2 separate regions of the Mus musculus genome follow, and region 2 is linked to region 1. A link is a loop called in an ENCODE intact Hi-C map of the cell type or tissue named here. Cell type or tissue: left cerebral cortex. All regions are shown on one strand. Each heading gives the region's core, and the rest is flanking DNA. Links, peaks and the distances in the headings are about the cores only. Region 1 has its middle 11 kb from the start of Amtn. Region 2 overlaps Csn1s2a (casein alpha s2-like A).

Region 1 (12,642 bases), core at 1,931-9,930:
GAGCACCTTCTGTTTCTATTTTGTGCAATAGTTTGAGAATTGGAATTAGGTCTTCTTTGAAGGTCTAATAGAACTCTTCACTTAACCTTTCTGGTCCTGGGCTTTCTTTGGTTGGGATACTATGAATGATTGCTTCGATTACTTTAGGGGATATGGGACAGTTTATATCATTAATCTGACCCTGATTTAACTTTGTTACATGGTATCTATCTAGAAAATTGTCCATTTCATCCAGGTTTTCCAGTTTTGTTGACTATAGCCTTTTGTAATAGGATCTGATGATGCTTTGGATTTCCTCAGGTTCTGAGTTTCTTAATTACGATACTGTCCCTGTACCCTCTAGTTAGTCTGGCTAAGGGTTTATCTATCTCATTGATTTTCTCAAAGAACCAGCTCCTGGTTTGGTTGATTCTTTGTATAGTTCTTTTTTTCCACTTGGTTGATTTCAGCCCTGAGTTTCATTATTTCCTGCTGTCTACTCCTCTTGGATGAATTTGTTTCCTTTTGTTCTAGAGCTTTTAGGTATGCTGTCAAGCTGCTAGTGAAATAGAATTGGAATAGAATGGAATAGAATTGAAGACCCAGAAATAAAGACATACACTTAAAGACTCTTGATCTTTGAAAAAGATGCCAAAAAATGCAATGGAAATAAGAAAGCATCTTCAACACCTGGTGCTGATCTAACTGGTTGTTTGTGCGTAGAAAAATGAAAATAGACCTATATTTGTCATCTTGTACAAAGCTCACAACCAAGTGGGTCAAGGACCTCAACATAAAACCAGATACACTAAATCTAATAGAAGAGAAAATGGGAAAGAAGCTTGAACTAATTGGCACAGGGGTAATTTCCTAAACAGAACTCCAAATGCTCATGCTCTAAGATCAAGAATTGATAAATGTGACCTCATGAAAGTGGATAGCTTCTGTAAGGCAAAGGACACAGTAAAGAAGACAAATCGGCAACCTACAGATTGGGAAAGAAATCTTCACTAACCCCACATCTATTAGAGGGCTAATATCCAAAATATATAAAGAACTGAAGAAGCTAACCACCAAAAAAAAACAAACAACCCAATCAAAAAATGGGGTATAGAACTAAACTGAGAAATCACAGCAAAGGAATCTTGAATGGCTGAATAGCATCTAAAGAAATGTTCAAAGTCCTTAGTGATCAGAGAAATGCAAATCAAAACGACCCAGAGATTCCCCCTTATACCAATCAGAATGGCTAAGATCAAAGCCTCAGGTGACAAGACATGTTGGCAAGGATGTGGAGAAAGAGGAACACTCCTCCATTGCTGGTGAGATTGCAAACTGGTACAACCTCCCTGGAAATCAATCTGGAGGTTCCTCAGAAAATTAGAAATAGATCTACCTGAAGACACAGCTACACCACTCCTGGGAATATACCCAAAAGATTCCCCACCATGCCACAGGGGCACATGTTCCACTATGTTCATAGCAGCCTTATCTGTAATGGCCAGAAGCTGGAAACAACCCAGATTCCACAACAGAAGAATGGAAATGTGGTTCATTTACACAATGAAATATTACTCAGCTATTAAGAATGAGGACCTCCTGAGTTTTGCAGGCAAATGGATGGAACTAGAAAATATCATCCTGAGTGAGGTAACTCAGACTCAAAATGACATGCATGGTATGTACTCATTAATAAGTGGATACTAGCCAAGAAAAAAAAAAGTACAGAATACCCAAGATATTGTCCACAGAACTCAAAAAGTTCAGCAAGCTGAAGTGCCCAAGTGAGGATGCCTCAGTCCCACTTGGGAGAGAGAAGAAAGCAATCACAAGGGGGTACGGAGGCAGGACCTGGGAGGAAAAGTAGACAGTTGGGAAGGAGTGGGGAGTATAGATGAACCTGATCTGGTATTGGGTGAGGTAAAAAGATTAAAGCCCTGAGGGCTAGCAGAAAGAATGGAAACAGGCAACCTAGGGAGTTAGGAGGTTGGGGGGGGGGACCCTCCAGAATACACAAGAGACCTGGAAGGTAAGAGACTCTCAGGACTCAAAGGGATGAAATGCTTGGATGAAATGCCCGACAGTAGAGAAAGGGAATTTATAGAGCCCACCTCCAGCAGGAAGACAGAGCACCAAGTGAGGGATTGGGTTGCCATCCACAGTCAAAATTCTAACTCATAATTTTTCCTGTCTGAAAGAACTGCACGTATGGAAATAGAGAGGGGCCTGAGGAAAAGAAGGCCCAGAGACAAGCCTGAAGTGAGATCCAGCTCAAGGGGAGGTCCCAAGACCTAATACTACTACTGAGGCTATGGAGTGCTCACAAACAGGGAACTAGCGTGACCACACTCTGGAAGACCCAACAAGCAGCTGAAAGAATCTGTTGCAGATATTTGTGTCCAACCAATGGACAGAAGCTGCTGACCCATGTGGTTGAATTAAGGAAAGGCTGAAAGAAGCTGAGGAGGAGGGCGACCAAGTAGGAGGACAAACAAATTCAATTAACCTGGACCCCCTATATCTCTCAAACAGTGGATCACCAATCAGGCAACATACACCAGCTGATTGAGGCCCCCAAAACATATATAGCAGAGAACTGCTGGGTCTGGGTTAAGTCAGAGAAGAGGCACTAACCCTCAAGATACTGGAGGCCTCAGGGAGTTTAGAGGTCTGGTTGAGTTGGGGTAGAGGTGGGGACATCCTCATGGAGACAGGGGGTGGTAAAGAGGTATGGAGGGTGGAGGGAGCAGATAAAATCTATAGTGTACATAAATAGATAGATAGATAGATAGATAGATAGATAGATAGATAGATAGATAGATAGATAGATGACAAAAAGTTACACATAAAGTTAAGGTTTTAACATTAGTTAGCAGACCACTTAATTTTGTTTCACTATTGCAGGCCTTTGGCTAAGATGATACCTTGTGCATTGCTTGAATATTTTCCTTAAAGAATCTAATACTTCAAAATAGAATTTTATAATCAGGATACATGTCAGCCCTCAAGCCTCAACTATGCTCACATTGAGAAACAATGCTGTACACCTCATACCATCAAAAATGCCCACATAGCCATGAGGAGGTTCTGATTGGATCCTAGCAGTCAGGCCACATAGTAACATGCCATTTGAATAATTCATTTCTATAAACTTGGCAAAGGCACTGTAGATAGTTATAACTGGGAACAGCCACATCCCTCCTTCCCTCTCTTTTTCTTAAATATTTTTATTAGGTATTTTCCTCATTTACATTTCCAATGCTATCCCAAAAGTCCCCCATACCCTCCCCCCTACTCCCCTACCCACCCACTCCCACTTTTTGGCCCTGGCATTCCCCTGTACTGGGGCTTATAAAGTTTGCATGTCCAATGGGCCTCTCTTTCCAGTGATGGCCGACTAGGCCACCTTTTGATACATATGCAGCTAGAGTCAAGAGCTTCAGGGTACTGGTTAGTTCATATTGTTGTTGCACCTACATGGTTGCAGATCTCTTTAGCTCCTTGGATACTTTCTCTAGCTCCTCCACTGGGGGCCCTGTGATCCATCCAATAGCTGACTGTGAGCATCCACTTAAGTGCTTGCTAGGCCCCGGCATAGTCTCACAAGAGACAGCTATATCTGGGACCTTGCTGCATAATCTTGCTAGTGTATGCAATGGCTGTTTATGGGATGGGTCCCTGAATATGGCAGTCTCTAGATGGTCCATCCTTTTGTCTCAGCTCCAAACTTTGTCTCTGTAACTCCTTCTATGGGTGTTTTGTTCCCAATTCTAAGAAGGGGCAAAGTGTCCACATTTTGATCTTCGTTCTTCTTGAGTTTCATGTGTTTAGCAAATTGTAACTTATATCTTGGGTATCCTAAGTTTCTGGGCTAATATCCACTTATCAGTGAGTACGTATCATTTGAGTTCTTTTGTGATTGGGTTACCTCACTCAGGATGATGCCCTCCAGGTCCAACCATTTGCCTAGGAATTTCATAAATCCATTCTTTTTAATAGCTGAGTAGTACTCCATTGTGTAAATGTACCACATTTTTTTGTATCCATTCCTCTGTTGAGGGGCATCTGGGTTCTTTCCAGCTTCTGGCTATTATAAATAAGGCTGCTATGAACATAGTGGAGCATGTGTCTTTCTTACCAGTTGGAATATCTTCTGGATATATGCCCAGGAGAGGTATTGCGGGATCCTCCGTTAGTACCATGTCCAATTTTCTGAGGAACCGCCAGACTGATTTCCAGAGTGGTTGTACAAGCTAGCAATCCCACCAACAATGGAGGAGTGTTCCTCTTTCTCCACATCCTCGCCAGCATCTGCTGTCACCTGAATTTTTGATCTTAGCCATTCTGACTGGTGTGAGATGTGTTTGTGGCTGTACTTATGGCATTCATATACATATTTAACACTGTATTCAAGGAGAGGAAAACAGCAGCATTCCTCATGAATGAGGCTAGAGAGAACCCCAGGATTCTCCCCATAATAATGGAAGTTTTGGATAATGTGATTGGGTTTCATTTTCACTAGGTATCTTGTAACTGTCTCTTTTGCACAGACTTAACTTCATGCAAAGGTAGCTTGAAACATAAAAGCCATCATATTCAGTAATAGTGATTATTCTAAGGACAGCTAAATCTTACTCACTGATTCTGATTCTTCCATATCAGCATCCATTACTTATGAAGCCATGAAAGCAGTGAAATACAACCTTGCATTATTAAACACTCACGTTACTATTTTTTACTTGATTTAAAAAATTATGTTTCTTTTTTTTTGTTGTTGTTATGGATTGTGTCAGTTAAAATTAAGTTCATAGGTTTTAGATTTGAACATTTTGATAAAAGAACCTTAGGTAATACATTTAAAAGAACATTAGATCCCAGTAGCCCATAGAGCAAGAGCAGTAAATGACAATTGAGAATGCACAAATTTAAAGGTTGTCAACAGCAAAGAGGAATTAGCAGAATGAGGTGACAGCCTACAAAATGCAGAAAACATCTGCCTGACTTCCATTATGGCGTAGAACTGAAATGCATAGAAAAAGAAGTTTCAATGAGCACCAAAAGAAAATCCAATCAATAAATGGAAACTGAACTAAATGTTTTTCAAGCAGACTGCTGCAATTGGCTTATGTGTGTGTGGGGGGAACATTCAGCATGTTTTACTGTGAGATAAGTACATAGTCATAATGGCTATAAAATTTTAAAAAATAAAAACCACTGAGAAGATAAAGATACTAGAAGACACAAAACAAGGCTAGGTGACCATCACCACAACTAGATAAAGAAATGAATGTGGAATGCATGCATAATAGACTTCTGTTGAACTGTAAAGAGCTTTGTCACTTATAAGGAAATGATCAATTGACTTGGAGACCACATGTTCAACAAATTAAGCAATACTAAGAAAGGCAAATATTGATGTTTTCTCTCATATATGGAATCGTGTGAGTATGTGGGTATGTGTGTGTGCCTTTGAAGACAAAAGGGAAAACCAGGCATATTAAACAAATCTATAAATCTATCACTTTTGAAATGGAAGCAGGAGTGTTAGGACCTCAACTCATCAGGGATGATGCACCTAACTCTCAAGAGACTGGAGGCCCCAGGGAGTTTAGAGGTCAGGCAGGGTGGGGGGTAGGGGCATCCAGGTGGAGACAGGTGGGGTGTGGAGGAGGTGTGGGATGTGGATCAGTTGAAGGAGGGGTGGGGGATGGAATATGGAGTGTAAAAAATTAATTTATAAAAAGAAAAGAAGAAGAAAAGAAGAAGAAGAAGAAAGGAGGAGGAAGAGGAAGAAGAAGAAGAAGAAGAAGAAGAAGAAGAAGAAGAAGAAGAAGAAGAAGAAGAAGAAGAAGAAGAAGAAGAAGAAGAAGAAGAAGAAGAAGAAGAAGAAGAAGAAGAAGAAAGGAGGAGGAGGAGGAGGAGGAGGAGGAGGAGGAGGAGGAGGAGGAGGAGGAGAAGGAGAAGGAGAAGGAGAAGGAGAAGGAGAAGGAGAAGGAGAAGGAGAAGGAGAAGGAGAAGGAGAAGGAGAAGGAGAAGGAGAAGGAGAAGGAGAAGGAGAAGGAGAAGAAGAAGAAGAAGAAGAAGAAGAAGAAGAAGAAGAAGAAGAAGAAGAAGAAGAAGAAGAAGAAGAAGAAAGAAGAAAAGAAGAAGAAGAAGAAGAAGAAGAAGAAGAAGAAGAAGAAGAAGAAGAAGAAGAAGAAGAAGAAGAAGAAGAAGAAGAAGAAGAAGAAGAAGAAGAAGAAGAAGAAGAAGAAGAAAGAAAAGAAGAAGAAGAAGAAGACAACAACGACCCAAAGGACAAAACAGCTACTTGCTCAGACACATTTATGGGGGGGGGGGGGGGCGCGGAGATGTGGAACAATCAGACGGTGGACCTGGAAGTGGACCTGGACTGTAAAAAAACAAAAAACAAACAAACAAAAAGATTAAAAAAGAAAAAAGAAAAGAAATAAAGATACTGGAACAGATGGTTCAGATTAGAAAAAGCATGACTGTATCATCGGCGCCCTCTAGTGTTCCCCATCCTCAATTGCAGCATATGTCTGGTTGGTTTTCATTTGCTTGACAGTAGGTTTTTGCTTAGTTGGCTGGTTAGTGTTGATTGATTGGTTTGTTAGTTGACTGGTTTAATGGGTAATTTTTTCAGCCACAGTCTTAAAAATCTACAACTGTGGAGTTCAAGCCACACCACAGCACAGTTCAAGTTGAAAATTAAGAGGTTTAATACATTTTTTAAAACATTCTGTCTTATTAATGAACAGGAGCTTTCAGTCAAATATCAAAAATGGCAAAAAAGAAAATTACGGTCACCAGCAATAGCCTTAAGCAAAATGCAGAAACATTATTTATTGAAATGTGACTTCTGAAGAAACCATGCCTTTCTGGGGGCTTAGATAGCTCTCCCAGACAGAAACCTTAAGCATGGACTACAGAAAGGAAGGAACAACAAGAAAAGCCATACATAGCTGCTCTGAATAAATGCTACTTCATGAGCTAACTTTCAGAAGTAGCCCTTAAGCAACACTTGAACGTTTCACATACATTCTCTACCTTATACTAGAACAGTGTTCACTGCTAATTGGTTAATTTCATTTCTCCACTGAATTCTACTTGTACAAGGGGAGGATATATTGCTTAGGAACAGAAAGTCTTTGAAAGAAAACACTGCTCATTTATTATACCACTTTTGAGCATGCACAGATGAGATAAGATGACCTTTGGGTAGTAGTGAAATAACTTTATAGATTAATATGTCAGAAAGTTAAGTTATCTCCTAGGCAAATGGATGGACCTGGAGGGCATCATCCTGAGTGAGGTAACCCAATCACAAAAGAACTCACACAATATGTACTCACTGATAAGTGGATATTAGCCCAGAAACTTAGAATAACCAAGATACAAGATACAATTTGCAAAACACATGAAACTCAAGAAGAACAAAGACCAAAGTGTGGACACTTTGCCCCTTCTTAGAATTGGGAACAAAACACCCCATGGAAAGAGTTACAGAGACAAACTTTGGAGCTAAGACAAAAGGATGGACCATCTAGAGACTGCCATATCCAGGGATCCATCCCATAATCAGCCTCCAAACGCTAACACCGTTGCACACAATAGCAAGATTTTGCTGAAAGGACCCAGATATAGCTCTCTCTTGTGAGGCTATGCCGGGACCTAGCAAACACAGAAGTGGATGCCCACAGTCAGCTATTGGATGGATCACAGGGCCCCCAATGGAGGAGCTAGAGAAAGTACCCAAGGAGCTAAAGGGATCTGCAACCCTATAGGTGGAACAACATTATGAACTAACCAGTACCCCCCAGACCTCGTGTCTCTAGCTGCATATGTATAAGAAGATGGCCTAGTCAGTCATCAGTGGAAAGAGAGGCCCATTGGTCTTGCAAACTTTATTTGCCTCAGTACAGGGGAACACCAGGGCCAAGAAGTGGGAGTGGGTGGTAGGGGAGTTGGGGGGAAGGGTATGGGGGACTTTTGGGATAGCATTGGAAATGTAAATGAAGAAAATACCTAATAAAAATTTTTTTAAAAAAGGTAAGTTATTGTTAATAGCATAAAAGATCAAAAGAACAAAGACTTGGAATTAGGTTATAGAAAGGGATTCTAGCTGCATCTAAACTTTACATATTGACTAGTGGTTCCTGCCCCCAAAACACAAGAATCTGTAATATATGAGGCTGTTATAAAATGGATGGGTGATACTGAAGTTTTTAAAACAACACGTTTAGAAATCAGGTTCACAATCAGGACCTGGGAACCCAACAGGCTCTGGGCATATTCATCCACAAAAAAATGACTCTCAGCATAACGTTGGATCTTAAACCTCAATGACAAAATTAACACTGAGCACCATTAGGAGGCAAGGATCACTCTAGGTTTCTCCAGCCATATGCACCTCAACTTTAAGGCGAGAAGGAAAATGCCTATCTTCTATTTGAAAAACTTAAAATGGTAGCAATATAACTGAACTTTCCTAAATATATTTTTTACTAAATAGCAAAGCAGTGATTCAAATGCAAATGTTTCTAATACTGATAAGCATTCCACCTCAAGCACTCAGTTTACAGTATTCATCACCTGACCATTATGCCAGGCCGAGGACAGCAGTAGAGGAAACAAAGTCCTACTTTCATAAAATGTGCTTACTCATCAAGACAGCTGCCAGGTATTCAATAAGCAATGCAAACACTTTTTGTTAGAAGTGATCACAAGGAAATGAGCTTGGTGGCATGTTGGAAGGTGACAGAGATCAGTACATGGGCACTGGAATGTTTTGGAAAGGCCTGTCAGAGACTATTGGTTGTAAGGAATGAAATGAAATAAGCCAAACAAACTAGAAGCCAAGGATTTCAGACAGAGGTAAAACCAGGTCAACAGCTCTATTGTGCTTAAAGGAACAGGGGAAAGATGAGCACCAGCGACAGCATAAACTGTATAAAATCAATGGGGTTTTGGTTTTGTCTCAAAATATGAAGCACATTGGTATCCCGAAGAAAATCATCTAAATGACATCTTTCTGAAAGCAGGAAAGAATGGAAGCAAAGGTGTGAACATTGCAATTTAAGGACATCTTGTCCATTAAAGTAAAAAAGGTTTATTTAAAAGACAAAAGAGGCTGAGCAGTGGTGAGGCATGCCTTTAATTTCAGCACGCAGGAGGCAGAGGTAGGCAGATCTCTTGAGTTCAAAGCCAGCCTGCTCTACAGAGTGAATTCCAGGACAGCCAAAGCTACACAAAGAAACCCCTTCTCAAAAAGAAAAAAAAAAGTGAGAGGAAGAAAAGAAAACAAGAAAGCCCTCTGACTGATAGCTTTTTTTCTCTCAATATTGCTCAATTAAAGGATGTTAGGACATGAACTAAAGGAATAGAAAGAAGATATATAAAGAGAAACAAGCCCAAAACATGGGTCCTTAGCTAGTTGCAGTGGTACCATAAATCAATGATTGTCTTAACAACCATTTGCTCAGGGTCTGAAATAGTGAAGTCTTGCCCCTAGAACCACAGCTGTCTAAGCAATATCTTCATGGCCAACCTCTGAGAATTACTGGAGATGGCTATGCATAAAGTCAACTGGAATTACTAAAAGTGCTTGCCCAGACCACTAATCTCATGTTAGCATTGCCACTTACTCATAAGGACCACATAATGTATTTTTCAGGCTTAAATATTGGTCTTTCTCTTGTATCCCAACTCCTACCAAATGAAATTGTCTAATAGTTTAAAAAGCAAAATGAAGATTTACAAGGCTGCTGCATCTGTGCCTGATATTTTGCCTTTATTCCTCTTGTGATGACACAGTCAAAACCCAATGTCTCCATTTGAGCTCTATGTCCAAAACAACCCTTCCTTCCCAGTATTGTTGTCCTTGTAGATACCTTGCTATTTCTATCTTCTGTTACTAATCCCCTTTGGGATTATTATTATAAATGATGTATGTATTCTAGCATCTTTATGTTTTGAAGGAAGAATAGAGGAACAGAAAGTGCAAAGAAAGGAAATGAAATACAAAGAAGGAGACTCCATGCAGCCCCTTTAGACAGCATTCAACCACAGCACACAGATTTCTAAGTGAAGTCTGATGATTCTGCTGACGTGGTTCTTCCTGTGTCCACTGATGTGCCTTCCATTCACATCTCGGCATTCTCTGATTCTGTCTTCATCTTCATGACTCTAGTTTCATAGTGTACTGCTTTCCTATTCTGCTACTAGGTGGCCACAATTGAGTTATCATGCCCGACATCTGAGGAGTTCTCCATGCTCTGATATTTGATCTTTTTAATTTCATGTATGTTTATGATATCTACATCATTTCTCCCCTCCCTTTTCTCTCTCCAATCCCTCCTCCACTCCTGCATTCCCTTTCAAATCCATGCCCCTTTTTTCTTTAATATATATATTATTTATTATATATATATACATTTAATATATATATATATACATACATGTGTATATATGAAATATACATATTTATATATGTGCTGCTGCTGTCTTCTGTTGTTCCTGAGTGTTTGAATTACTTCACATTGTAAAACCACTCTCTGAGTGTGTCCCCTCAGTCTCTGTGCCTCTCTGTCTGTTGTAGTGACTTACCCACCTCTACACACATTCCACAACATTATATTCCTCAATAGTGAACCATTTATTCTTATTTCCAATCAACTAGTAACTTTCAGCCTATTGGGTGAATCTAGTTGCTGGAGAGATGGCTTAAGGTTAAGAGCCTCTGCTGCTCCTGCACAGGATCCAGACCCAATTTCCAGCACCCACACTGTGGTTCCCAACCAACCATAACTAGAGTTCCACGGGATCCGACACCCTCTTTCTGACTTCCTCAGCCATTCACATAGTGCACATACATACATTCAGGTAAAACAGTCATAGGCATAAAATAAATAAATCTTAACAATTTTTTAAATAAACAACTGTCAGACTGGACCTTGTATATTCACATAAAGCCCTGCAGTCAGTTAAGAATACCATCTATCAAAATAGATTGACAAAAATTTCAATTACCAAAAATTTCATTACCCAACACCATCTTTAAAATTATCTGATGAGCCCAAATGTACAATTCTATAAATTAACAAAGCACATGGACAAATTTCAGAAAGTTTTTCTTTCTATCTCCTCTGTACAAACCCATGCCTGTGTTCAGCACTTTTATTCCTAAGCTCTCATTCTGAACTTTAAAGCATTGCTGTAGCTTTCTTTGTCCTGTCAGAACCTCTTGGATAACTCTGCACCTGCTACAAGTTCCACACGGTAACATCTAGAGACTGGCACCTGCGACCCTGAAATGAAGCAATCTCTCCGAAGTTAGGTGACTCTGCATCAAACTTTGAAATCACGGAATTTCCTTATGCCACAGAACCTCATCCTGGTCTCTGATTTTGAAGCTAGGTATTCTTCTAATTAATATCACAAATCTAGAAGTCACTTCTGTGACTGTTCACTGTTTCCCCACACTAGCAAAACTTTATCCTCCCCTGCAGCTTCTTGTCTTACCTTCTCTTGGTTTGGTGCTGTTCTTTGGGCTTAGAATTGAGCATCTACTGTTGACTTGAAATTAAGATATTATTAAGATATTAATATTTTATATTAAGAGAATATAATATTATTATATTCTATCAAGCTGAAGGCAACTGTTTGTGGAAATTTGATAGAGACTCATTCAGAATTTTAACAATAATACATAGTGCTATAACAAAGTGCTTGCTTACTTGGCCAAGAAATATGGACACATTTTCCCAATATACACTCTGAACAAAATAGTTTTCTTCCATTAAGTAGAATTTTAGACAAATAATTAAATTCCTTGCATAGCCTCCACCCAATTACTTCATAGAAAACTAACTCTGTTTCACATTTCTAAGCATATCTCCTACTTTATTCTTGGGTACCATGAATTGGTCAAGTACTTTTTTCTATTTTTATAAATGTAGAGACAGAAGCAGGTATATATTCACTCAGTTCAAATCATTAATGGATAAAGACTCACAGTACTCCTTTAAATCTAATATTTCAAAAGAATAACAAAAATAATCTTTTAAATTATAATAAATTCGTAAATTTATGAAGAAAGTCATAAGTTCCAGTACTGCCTCAGAAAAAGAATAGACTGACCCCAAATCAGGAGAGCAATAGAATGTTTTGACGAAGGTGCTAGAATCAAGAAGAACATTTGATATTTGATAAGAGAAAGGCATGAGGAGGAGACTCCAAGCTGCAGATGCATCATAAGCAAATGCAGCAATATAAGATGACTCTGCACTCCAGCTCTCTGCTGACCGTTTATGATTCTTGGATACTTGCCAGGTTTTCTGCAAGAATATAAGGATGGGTTTTGTCCTTATCATGTTGGTACGTACCACCTATGACGTATACAACTTCTTTCTGGTTAACAGGTGCCATTATACTTGTAGTATGTAAGAAAGGCTGGGTACAATTCCCAATTATTAATGTACTTAACTTATTCAATCAGCATAATCTGTCAAAAATGACTAGGATGTCAAAGACCTGCTTTGACATCCAGGGGCCGTACTGGGGCTGGCAGCAGGGTGTGGCATTGGTGAGCAGGGTCAGTGCTGATAGCAACAGAAGGGAGCTGCTGCTGATAGCAGCCAGCAATTACAGAAATTACTCAGC
Region 2 (12,642 bases), core at 1,909-9,908, 580 kb before region 1:
AATTTATCTGAGAAACTGTTTTTCTTTTAGCCAGGTCTGTTTATTAATTTGTGTGTGTGTGTGTGTGTGTGTGTGTGTGTGTGTGTGTGTGTGTGTCTCAATACCCATGAGAAAGCTAGGGAACAGTTTGTAGGAGTTGGGAGGCATTGCCTTCTATCTTTTGGGTCCTAGGGATATACTCAGGACATCATACTTCATAGCAAGTACCTTTATCTGTCTCAGCTTTTCCTTTAAATTTCACTGTCTTAAGCAGTAGAAAAAGAAATAAGCCATAAATGTTAAATTTGTGCTTATTTTAATTTATACAGGAAATAAAGGATAAGTCCTCCAGTGAGGTAAGAGCCTTTATTATGAAGACTAGTTCTGCTACCTAATAGTAATTATATATCCTTGCTCATTCAGATTTTTAAAAATAGCAATAATACCACTATAAAAACCATAGAGAAAAAAAAACAATGTTCACCCATTGAAATAAAAATTATTGGGAAAATAAACCAAACCATACAACAGCATCAAATGTAGGTACTTTTCCTCATACTAATGGTGTCATAATACAGTGATTCTGATGTTAGCCCAGGAATCTGATTGTGTTGTTAATTATGATGTTATTGTGTTACATCGACTGCTGGAGTGTTGAATGCAGACAGGTCTGCTCCTCTCTTCTTCCCTTGCTTCATAACCAGATTTCAGTGCAATGGCACCCAACATGATGATTTTACTTAAACATCAAATAAATATTTTTTTAAAAAATACAAAGTGTAGCATAATATATACTTATAGTTCATTTTGCTTCCTGTTGTCACTTCAAAAATCATTACTGTAAAAGTCATAAATTATATAGTCACTATTCATCAATACTTATTTTGGTAGTATGGGTAAAAGATTTTGCAAGTAATCAATATTTATTATCATTTTTTCCAAGGAATCATCTGCCAGCATCTACCCAGGAGTAAGTCATAGCTTCTTATATTAAATATACTTTAAAATACTTTTCAATTTGTATGGATATAAAATTAATGTCATTTATTTCTTTTCAGAAGTCTAAGCTGGACAATAGCGTGTTCTTCCAAACAACTAAGGTAAAATTCGTTAATTAATTAATGTCTGCACTGCTGATTTGTCCAGATGGTTACCAGTTTTTTTCAACTTTTAACTTCAAATGGTCAGTATTTTCATAATCTTAATTAGCAATTATGCAATAATGTGAAAAGGTCACATAAGGATAGCTGTGTTTTTTGAAGCTACATTTTCAAAGGTTTATTTCAATATAAGCCCATAAAGTAGAGATAAAGTATTAGTATACTTCTCTCTAAGGAATATGGGTTTTCTCTTATTTCACACATAATATTGTAGGGGTAATGTGCCTAATTTTTTGTAACTTAGAAAACCACGGATAAAATGATGGGAGACTTTTATTCATCTTAACTATATGTCATTAACAATACTCATACTTGTTATGAAATGTTACTAGTCTCCCACAGACATTTCACAATACTCTCTTCTAGTCATTTCACCTCTAGTTGCTTAATCTAGCTGCACTAATTTTATTCTTTCCTGTTCCTCTATGTTTACCAAACTCCATTTAGATACCTGATAAAGTAAATCCTTTCCATATATTTCCCCAAATATGCTTAATATTCAATGCTTATAAATCATAATTTAAATGCATTATCTATATCCTTCTCATCTTGCATATTAGTAATCCAGTAGGAAATTAATATGGTATGGAGTTAAGGCAAATGCTGCTTCTTGAGGAATGTTGTTGAGGAAGCTGTCTTCTTGTCACCAATTATTTTGTTTTATTTTTAATTTATTTATCAAGGATTCTGCTAGCAGTTCATCCAGTGAGGTAAGACATTGTTTCTTCTGTTTTATTTTTTGAGAAATAGTGACTTGACCATTGTGTTACATAATCACTTGATAATTCCTAGGAAATGCACATATAAATATTCAGTGGAAGAAAGGGGTCTCAAAAATTATTTGATCATGACTTAAATTGTCTAAAGTCATAACGCCATGAGTAGTTCAATAAGAAACTCTGGTTAGGGTTAACGTTTCTAAATTTTATTAAATCTTTGATATGATGCTCTCATATTAAATGTGGAAAACCATTTCAATAGAGCCAGAAGGTGGTTTGGATCAGATATTCTATACGTTGCCAATACTTTCTACACCTATGGTTGATAAAAGCAATGCTGAAAGAGTGAAGTATGCCTTAAAAGGGGTTGACAGCACTGTGTTAGGTCTCAGTCTAGAGTCCCATGACCTTGGATGATGCCTAAGGTCTTCATAGCCAAAATCTCATAAAACAGGTTTTAGCCTTTCTGTATATAACTTAGTCTCAGACTGTGAGCCTCCAGCCATATCTGACACTGTGCAAAATCCATGAAGCTACCAACCAATCATGCTCCATCTCCAAACCCCTCTCTCCCATATTTTTCAGGAAGAGACTCAGGGTCTCACCATAACTTTGTAACCAAGGTTGACCTTGATTCCATAGTAAATTATACTGACTCAGATACAGAGTATGCTGAAATTGCAAGCATGAGTTAACATCAATGGCTGTTCTCATTTTTGTTTATCACTTTCATGCATTCCATGTTTAGAAATAAAAATATCTGAAAAAAGTAGTATTAACCAAGTGTTAAATTTAAAATATATTCTAATTATGCTATTATTTTTGTTGAGGAAAAAGGAGGCTTAGAGAGTTCTGACAAATATTTAGTTTATTTGATTCCTACATGATTGAATATCATAGTCCTGGGTTTGGAATATTTAAATACTTACCCCTGACTTTCTACTAAAATCATCGATATTTAATTATTGCTATATTACTTGAAAAAACCTACTATTCATGTTTTCCTTTAGGAATCTTCCGAGGAAGTCAGTGAAGTAAGTAGTTATAATTCGACTAAGTAACTTTATTAGCAACAGTTCTGTCCATATCTCTCTGACATAAGCAATATTTTAACAGAAAATTGTACAATCTGAAGAACAAAAGGTCAACCTAAACCAGCAGGTAAGTTTATCTTCATCTTATCATTTCTTCCCTATATGTTACACCAAATTCTGACAAAATTTGTTACCATAATATGTGAACATTATCTTTTAAAATATGGAATTTTAACAAGAACCAGGTAATCTAACTAAACTCAAAAGGATTTTAAAACTCAGAAAAATATTTTTAACTGATTTACTTCAGATATCTGTGTATTACCTCAGTCATGTAATTAGTCCAAATGCTTGTCTTTGAATCAATTAAAAAAAAAAAAAAACAAGACAGATAAGGACAAAGACCCCCCCATCTCCAGGAGACAACAGAAATGTATAGTTCAAGAAAGAATGAGAGTACTGAAACTGGGCAAATCCTTTCAACTAGAACTCCTCCAGCAGTTACTTAACTACTCCACACTACATCCTCCTTACCCCAAAATGTCCCACTAACACTACAGGTTGTCCAGGTGTAAAGAATAATTGCAAGCTACACAATAAAAAAGTTTCTAAAAATAAACAAAAGGATAACATTCATTGATCTTATACATGAAGATAAAAACATCCATTCTTAAGACTATCAGAAAAAAGCTGGGCATGGTGGCGCATGCCTTTAATCCCAGCACTTGGGAGGCAGAGGCAGGCAGATTTCTGAGTTCAAGGCCAGCCTCGTCTACAGAGTGAGTTCCAGGACAGCCAGGGCTACACAGTGAAACCTGTCTCGAAAAAAAAAAAAAAAAAAAAAAAAAAAAAAAAAAAAAAAAAAAAAGACTATCAGAAAAAAGGTTTCACATATATAAAACAGCCTGTTTTTTGTTTTTTTTTTTTTTTAAAAAGTTATCTAATACTTTTTTCTCACATATCTTTCTTGAGTGTTGTCCTCTGATACTATTCTCACTTTGGTGCCCATCTGACATTGACACCCCAGAAAAGAAACAGCAATATTCTACACATGAACGTAATTGGTATCTGTGTGCACTGGAAATGTGGGAGCTTTGGGTTTTGTTTTTTGTTTGTTTGTTTTGATTGGTTGGTTTGTTTTGTTTTGGTTGTATGTTTGTGTTTATGTTTTTTGTTTTGTTTGGTTTGGTTTGGTTTGGTTTGGTTTGGTTTATTTCTGATGTGGTTCAACTTAATGACATAGTTATATATAGGCAACTAGCCATGGCCAAACAAAGGTCTAGATTTCAGGATGAGATCTGAGATAAGTTCCCTATACAAGCCACTGTATTCATCCACTTGCCTTCTGGAAAAGTGATGCTGTAAGACATTAAGATGTTATCCTGTAACAAAGAAAGTACAAACATCACTGTTTCATAGTGCAGGCATCAACCTTCTTGAGCCAAATGTGAAAGGAGAAATTGTGATGTCAGATATTCCCTTGACAATTCTCAACTTCTGCATTTACATATTATTGTGTCTTTCACATACAGTAAAGCTTATTTCCAGGGTCCTAAATTAATGCCATCTGCAATTCTAAAATCCCCTTTAATGCATTGCATTCTATAATAAAAAATTCTTATGCTTTGTCAAACTGGCATAGTTTTGATATTTATAGAGATTTGATTTCATACAGATAAACTTGACCTATGAAGAATAGTCACTACATAAATACTGGTGCATTTATTTCCTTCTAGAAAAAATTCAAGCAATTTTCCCAGGAGTCTTCCTTTTCCCAATGTTGCACACCTCTTCACCAGCAGCAGCAGAGCAGTGTGAACCAGTGGCCCCAGCCTAATGCCATCCATAACACGCCCACCCAGGTGAGTGCTGCACTTCTACTTTGTGTCGATTTTACTGCTATCTTCATTTGAAAATAATTAAAATGGTTAACTGAAAAATACGTCCCAATCAATTCAAATACAGAAAGTAAAAACCTTTTACACAACATTTTAATAACATTTTCTAGAATATAAATTAAATCATATAACAATTAAGACCACTATTTAAAAGTGCTACGAATGATGCAGAGAAAAAGTAAATCACGCAAAACCATTCATGTGTGATTCGAAGTGTTTATGACAGAATGCCGTCTTTAAATATAATCTGAAGTCTAAGTTATTCAACCCAATTTTTAAAGTTCTACTTGATGTCTTCATTTCAGTATGGCTTTTGGCTTAGAGAAGCCTTTGAGTCAGGAGACACAGGTGTCATGTGTGTAACAACACAGAATGCAGCATCTTGTTCATAGCTTTACATGTGAAGTCAGACATACAGGGAGCCAGCTGCTGAACTAGGAACATAATCTATCCCCTTCCTTCTTTGTTTGGATTGTGAATTATTTTCCTAAGTGCCTATTATATAAAGCTAAGAAGCCATCATCATTTTACAGCAAATAACCTTTCATATTGTCTGGAACACTAGATAACTGTGACTATCTTTTTTATTTTATTTTTTTCACTTACATTCTGATCACAACCCCCTCCCTCCTCTCTCTGCAATCCCACTCTTACAAATCTCTCTCCTCATGACCCCTTCTCCTTCTCTGAGGAGAAGAGGAGTCCCACTTGAGTACCACCTCACCTTGTGGCATCTGGTCCCAGCAGGTATAGGCTCATCCTTTTCCACTGAGACCCAACCATACATTCCAAGTAGGAGGGAATGGGATCCAATGGCAGTGAACAGAGACTGAGTCAGCCGCTGTTGCACTTGTTAGGGGAGTTATATGAACATTAAACTACGTATTTGCTACAGTTGTGTACAGGGTCTAGGCCCAGATCCTGCATGTTTTCTGGTTGGTGGTGTCCTAGGCACTTAAAATCTGTATCTGAAGTAGAAACGTTTTAGTGTTTTATTTTGTCCAGGAGATGGCAGAGTTGTGATGCAAATACTGTACATTAGTTAGTAAATCTCACCTCTTAGCCAGCAATCAAATAATAGGCCTTTTTGCCCCCCCCCCCACAGCAGAACAAGTTATTTAATGTATAACTCCTTGCAATAGTAACCTTTCATTTTGAGGATTTCGTTTATGAGCAATGAAGTTGCATCAATCTGATCCCCCTCTTTCCTCTCCCACCTCAAATCCAAGACTGTTTATTCTTTAATCAATTGTTTCATAGAAAGCATATACAGGCATGTATGTATGTATGTATGTATGTATGTATGTATGTATGTATGTAACTTACTGGGATTGGCCGCCCTATCAGGAGGCCTGTCCTGGAGAAGATGGTTTCCCACGCTTTCAGAAATCATTGTCTGTAGCTCTTAATCCAGAGCTGAGACCCCATGAGAATCCCTGATCCGTGTGTGCATCACAATTGATGTTGCTGTCTTTAGCTGTTATTTTAGGCAACTTTATTGTAGAGATTTCCTAGGTGCAGCGTCCCTGCCATACCAAGAAGACACTATCTCACAGCAGATTCTCTGGTTCTCTAGCTTTGACAATATTTTTTAGTTCATCAATTTCTTCTTTCTTAGGTCCCACTTGTCTTAATAACTGTCTTCTTAATTTTTGTTTGGTTGGTGGCTTCCTCAAAATACTTTTGCTTGGCTAGAGGTAAATTTCAGTTATAAATAGGTGGCAAAAATACTATGACTTTGTCACATTTCCATTCTTAAGCTATTTGCATCAATAAGCTATTTTGCTTATTCCTTCTAGACTAGAAGATGCCTGCTTCATACCACTATTTCCAACACTTATTATAAAACTAAGTTCATATTTCTTAACTGTGGAATATAGGATACTAAAATATCATGGCACTCTTTATCACATTTCCATAGACAAGACACTATGATTTTAAATATGACAGTGCTATTATCTATTGCTAAACCCTAAAGCTACTCTCAAATATAAGACATATTTAGAAAAAATATTTTTTAAAGGCAGAATCATTTGTATCTTGCTATTATAGACAGATATAGGTATTTTTCCAATCAATCACAAATGTACAAGAAAGGGTTATTCTACTTAATTTCTGGGTAGAACACACACTAAAACAGAAAAATAAAAATCTTCTGAGATAAGTTTTCTCTCATGAAAACAAAATCCAATACCAGATAACGCTGCACTAGAATTAAAACTCTTATTTTATACATAAGGTTAGACTCACAGAAACAAATTTTTATGTAGCAATGATAAAAATCTACATGGGAACAGACAAGTGCAGAGTAATGTTCAAATTTAGCAAGAGAGATTTGCACAGCACTGGATCATATCAAATCACTTCCACTTTGGTTGGCAGTCACTGAACTAAGTCATGCCCATTGATAGTTTGTAATCTGTGCTTTTCATAAATGTAATCGAGTTCTCATATCAGTGATGACTTTGAAAACGTCTATTTATGTCAAATGCCAGCTGCCTAAAGTCACCTAGAATGGCATCCCATGGCTTACCTAGTTTTATTCCCTGTATTTCATTTATGATAATTGAGAGGAGTGCTAGAGAAAGAACTATTTCACTACAGAAATAATTTGTATATTATTTTTATTCCTCTCCCTAGGAATCCATCAGCACCTCTGTGGAGGTGAGTCATGGCTGCTAAAGTTACAAAGATTTTTAAAGCTGTGTTTTTAATTTTATAGTTAGTTATTGCAAGAGTGTTATTTACTTAGCACCAAAGTCTGCAGGACTAAGTTGAACTAAAGTCTAATTTCCTGTGAGAAATGGAGATCTTATTATTTAGGGTTTCAATTGTTATAATATAGTTTTAAGTGTACTATTATTAGAGTTACTTAGCTAAGCTAATATTTACTAATTTTTCTGAAATTATCTCTCATTCAAAATTGTATATAAAGTCCACCCAAGGCACAGGTATGAATATTTTATATACAAATACTTACTTAGCATAATTGTAGCAAACACAATATTATTTAGAATGTTTTGTTATGCTAATAAAGTTGAACTCATAATTTTATCCATTTATTTAGGAAGCATGTAATCAAATACTAGCTCATTTAAAAGATTCTTGAGAGTGGAAACAAGACAATGAGTAAAACAGGCAAACTCCATTTAGAGTTTGTATTCAAAAAAGCACTAAATGTATGATTCTATTATTTGAAGAATTCAAACAGATACGGATATTTTATATACAAATATACAAACAGTGAACAAATCATTGTCCTTAAGTTTATGGCAGATGGGCTATTTCTAAGAATAAGTTTGGAAAAGTAAATAGAGTTTTCAAGTCACTATGTTTCATTTTTTTTGTTTGCTTTCTTTAAGGAAATCCTGAAGAAGATTATTGATATGGTAAGTTTTTTTAGTTTTATGTGATTGTACGTGACTTAAAATGTTTATAATATTGTTACTGGCTATAAAAAACCTGTCTATAATTCATTAATATATAAAAAATGTGCATAAATCTCTTATTCAAATTATCACATCATTCAATCCCAAGACAATATTATTTTAAAAAATTGAAGTAATTAAAATTTTGGCATTTTGATATGAATGTGTTTCTGAAAGTAAATATGGTCTATATTTTAAAATCAATTACTTGATATACTCCCTGATGATTGTAGAGATACAAGCATAGAATATATCTTTATTTTAAATGATTTAGATTAAGTACTCACATAGTAAAACTGCATCACAGTTTTTCTCTGCATCCAAGCTTCTCCTTTTCAAAATTAAGGTGTTTCAAGTGATTAGTGTCAAACAACAGCAGATTACGTATCCATATACGGAGTCTAAGATCTCAATAAATTAACACAGGCTTTATAGTTAGAGTACTTACCTATGCTCTGTTACCCTGGTGCAGCATTTAATTACTCTGCTCTTGTTATCTACTTTATCTTTAACTGAAAAATAAATACAAGAATAGAAGAGATACTCTAAAGATTTTTGTAATATATATAAACTCTGTCATAAAATGCTGAAGATACAAAAATGATTTCAGCAAATTCTACCACCCTTCCATTAATAGCATATCACAACCATGCACACATTCACTGGAAATTAAAATAAAACTTTCCATTCATAAGAACTAGGACTCCATGTTGGAAGCTGTACTTATCTTCTGGACTTGTCCACAGTAAAATCAATTTAACAAGCTTTAAAGAATTGAGTCGAAGTACATATAAAATATATGGCAAGGGCTATTCAGAAAGCTCTATACATACTCTATAGAGGATGCAAGGGAGTGATGTTAAGAGAGACTGAACAACCAGATCAGAGGCATGGCTTCCCCAAAATCATTGTAATAAATCATTCTAACATTCTCCAACTGTAAAGGCCAGACATGAAAACATACGTGAAGAAAATTATCAAGCTTATTAAAATGTTTTCATTTCTTTCTGACATACAGAATTTCCTTTAACTTTTACACTGCCTGTGTATGAAATAATAATATTTCTTCCATTTAACAGTGCATTCTATAACACAAAAATGGTTATGATTTTAGAATAACTTTTGTATAGAGTCTTCCTGGAGTAATTTAGAAAGTAGCTAATATTAGCTTCTGTTCCTCTCTGTTAAGAAGCTTAGATTAACTTGAGTATTTTTTTGATATTTTCATTTCTTTTAGATCAAGTACATCCAATATCAACAGGTCACCATCCCCCAACTTCCCCAAGCTCTTCATCCCCAGATACCTGTGAGCTACTGGTACCCCAGTAAGGATTACACCTTCCCAAATGCTCACTATACGGTATGTGCCTATGAAAATATGGTAAAATATAATATTAGCACATAAACAATATAATTAAATATAATATAAATACAGTCATCGGGCTCACAAAAAGTGATGTAATAAGATGCAATAACATTTGTTTCACATAGAAATAAACTACAGTTTACGTTTAAAATGTCAAGGACATTAAACTCATTATTTAATTGGAGCACTTGTAATTGTAACAAGAATAGTAATTGTTGATTGTAACAGTCATCAACAAAGAATTGCATTGATAATCTATTTGCATTTCTTACATGCAGTAATTTTCAGGAAAATGAAAGATTCAGCAGTGCACAAAATGTGTCCCTTTTATTTTTATTATTTTTAGTTATGTGCATGCTTATGTGACTGTCAGTATGGGCATATGATTGCAAACCCACATGAGTAGCATATCCCTCTAGAACTGTAGTTATGTGTGGTTATGAGCTACACAGCATGGCTCCAGAGAATGGAAATCAAGTTCTGGGCAAGAAAAGCATGAACTTTAATTACTCAGCCATCTCTCCAGTTCCAGCTTTTCAGAATAAATATCGCCTTCATTTGTACAGTTATTTTCTGTGGTATAAGCATGGAGTATTATTAATTTTATAAATATCCAAAGGTTAAAGGAGCAGAGTGATTTGCAAGTTGTTCTCGGTAGTTCTGCTTCCATACACTTGCTAAAAGGCCTCAGGCTTGCTATGCTCTTTCCCCACTACCATGCATAGAAAAGGATGGAGCACAAAACTGAAAAGTTTGTATAATTATTAGCGATTTGACATTAAATCCTTAGAACTGAGCCCTAAGTGTGATAGTTATCTTCAAGGTACTTCCAACTTTTACTTTTTGGATTGAGTTTTCTGCTAGGAAGCAACCATTAGATAAGCTTCATCATAGAATGTAAAATTTGTACTTTAGTTTCAATGTTAGATACCTAGAAAGAATATAAGATACTTTATGTGAAAGGCAAAGAGTCTTAGAGAATTAAAATGTATTGTACTTTCTTCTCTCAGAGATTCTACTAAGATTCCTAAAATAACTGCTGCTACCTAGCTATAGGTAAGTGCCGTTTGGATGGAACACTGAGCAACATTTTCAGCAACAATTCCAGAATAGCACACAACATTGGATGGAAAAAAAATCACACTTCAACTATTTAGTTATATTTTAAATTACTGCTTCACTAAAAATATTGCAAGTTTTGCCACAAATTCTTGATTTTTCAATTGGTTCTCTGTATAACTTGGATGCATATACTAATTGGGTAAGTAAATTATATGAAAGTTCCCTTGTGGGATGGAATGAACTCAACCAGAAGTAATAAAACTGAGCAGAAGATGTCAAAGCACCAGTGTCCATGTTGATGCACACTTGATATATTGCTTTGCACCTCACATGAAATGTCTTCCTCACAGAAGACATATATGTTTAGCCTTCTGTACATAGAGATGAAGGTATATTTCTAAGTATTCCTTCTTAAAGATTTTAGGCTATTTATAATTTCTCCTCTTTAGAATAAGTGGTATATCTGGGAGTGTAGGTATGTCTCAATTATTGTAAACATTACATATGATAACTTTTTAAAATTGTGTGGGAAAATTAATTCTTAACTAGACCTTAGTAATAATTAACAGCTACTATGTCAGCATTAGTGCATCATTACTACTTCATCAATTAGAGTTAGTTATAAATAATTACATTTTGCCACCCTGTATATTTGAATGTTCATGTAGATCTCATATATATGCATATTGTATAATTTTGGATAATATGTTTTTATAATCCATTATTTTCCTTTTGTTCATAGGCTTGAGTAGAAAATTGGTTTCTTCGTGGTTTCCCCATCACCTCCTACTATTAACATTCCCTAAGATGCTTCTTGAAAAGACAACAATATTGAGCCAGAAGAAGAGAGAGTGGGATATTTTCTGTATTGTTTGTAATCTTTTTGGATTGAGTTGTGTGTTCCAACTTTGGACTGTGGAGCCGTATTAACTGCATTGTTTAATTGAAGTCTTTTCAGTACTACTTCTGAGATAAGAACCAAAATATCTCTCGCCAAGACATTAAAGTTTTAAACGCATTTTACCGTGTGATCTTTTCGCCCAGATTCACATTGAGACCAGGCCACTCTCAATAAAAACAACCACTTCTTGGAAAATACGAATGCAATAACCATAGAGGGCAAGGATTTTCCAAATTTTAGGTCGTTAACTCTAAGTTGTCCTTTCATATCTTTGAATGCTTGGAGATTTATTGGCTTTAATCATTTCCATATTCTTACCAGTGAACACCAATAGTTTAACTTTTTTCTTGCTTCTCTATCCATACACCTAACTCACCCCAAAATTCTGCCACAGTTCTCACTGTAGCCATACTCTCTGCTTGAGAGATAATAAAGCTGGAGAGGCAAGTTAGCCTTGACAAATGGAAACATTTAATAATCTTCCATCAGGAGTTTTAAAGAACTATGATATAATGAGCAACTTTTTAAAAAGATATGTAATAACTTTTTTATTACTTATATTTATTTATTTATTTACATCCCAGATGTTGTCCTTTCTCCTGGTTCCCTTGCAGAGTTCCTCCCATCACCCCCTGTCCATTTCCCCTCTGAGAGAGCATTCTCCTCTGCCCCATATTCCTCCACCCTGGTGTGTCAAGTCTCTGTAGGATTAGGGCCATCCTCTCCCTCTGAGGTCAAACATGAGAGCCCATATGTGTCAGGGGTTACAGAGAAGCTCGTATATGCTCTTTGGTTGATAGATCAGTCTCTGGGAGCTTCCAGGGGTCCAAATTATTTAATGCTGTTGGTCTTCCTATGGAGTTTCCATTTCCTCGAGGGCCTTCAATCTTTCCTGTAACTCTTCCATGGGGTTCTCCAATCTCTGTCCAATGTCTGTTGTTTTTCTGTGTGTATCTGCATCTGTCTCAGTCAGCTTCTGGCTAAAGCCTCTCTCACAGAGATGCTCTGCTAGGTTCCTCTCTGCAAGCACAACATAGCATCACTAATAATGTGAAGGATTGGTGCCTCCCCAGGGGAAGGGTCTCAAAATGGTCT

The links. Peaks named below come from ENCODE experiments on the same cell type or tissue, not always from the same donor. Only the 100,000 strongest peaks of a DNase experiment are listed, where the experiment ranks them.
Region 2: a loop joins it to region 1, with 9 times the contacts of the local background. A loop is called at or near these places in 3 of 42 quality-filtered maps.

The regions. Positions count from the first base shown.
Region 1 is chr5:88,358,460-88,371,101 of GRCm38, forward strand. No RefSeq gene overlaps it. Among named protein-coding and RNA genes, the nearest start is that of Amtn, 11 kb to the right of the region's middle. In left cerebral cortex, for the core only: a CTCF peak has its summit at 6,505 (motif pointing left); a DNase peak (open chromatin) is centred at 6,497.
Region 2 is chr5:87,777,135-87,789,776 of GRCm38, forward strand. It overlaps Csn1s2a (casein alpha s2-like A), which reads left to right. Exons shown (of 14, transcript NM_007785.2): 3 at 309-335; 4 at 923-949; 5 at 1,038-1,079; 6 at 1,823-1,849; 7 at 2,869-2,892; 8 at 2,975-3,019; 9 at 4,629-4,754; 10 at 7,431-7,454; 11 at 8,153-8,179; 12 at 9,456-9,578; 13 at 10,595-10,640; 14 at 11,389-11,664. The coding sequence ends at 10,606. Among named protein-coding and RNA genes, the nearest start is that of Csn1s2a, 9.0 kb to the left of the region's middle. In left cerebral cortex, for the core only: a CTCF peak has its summit at 5,786 (motif pointing right); a DNase peak (open chromatin) is centred at 5,733.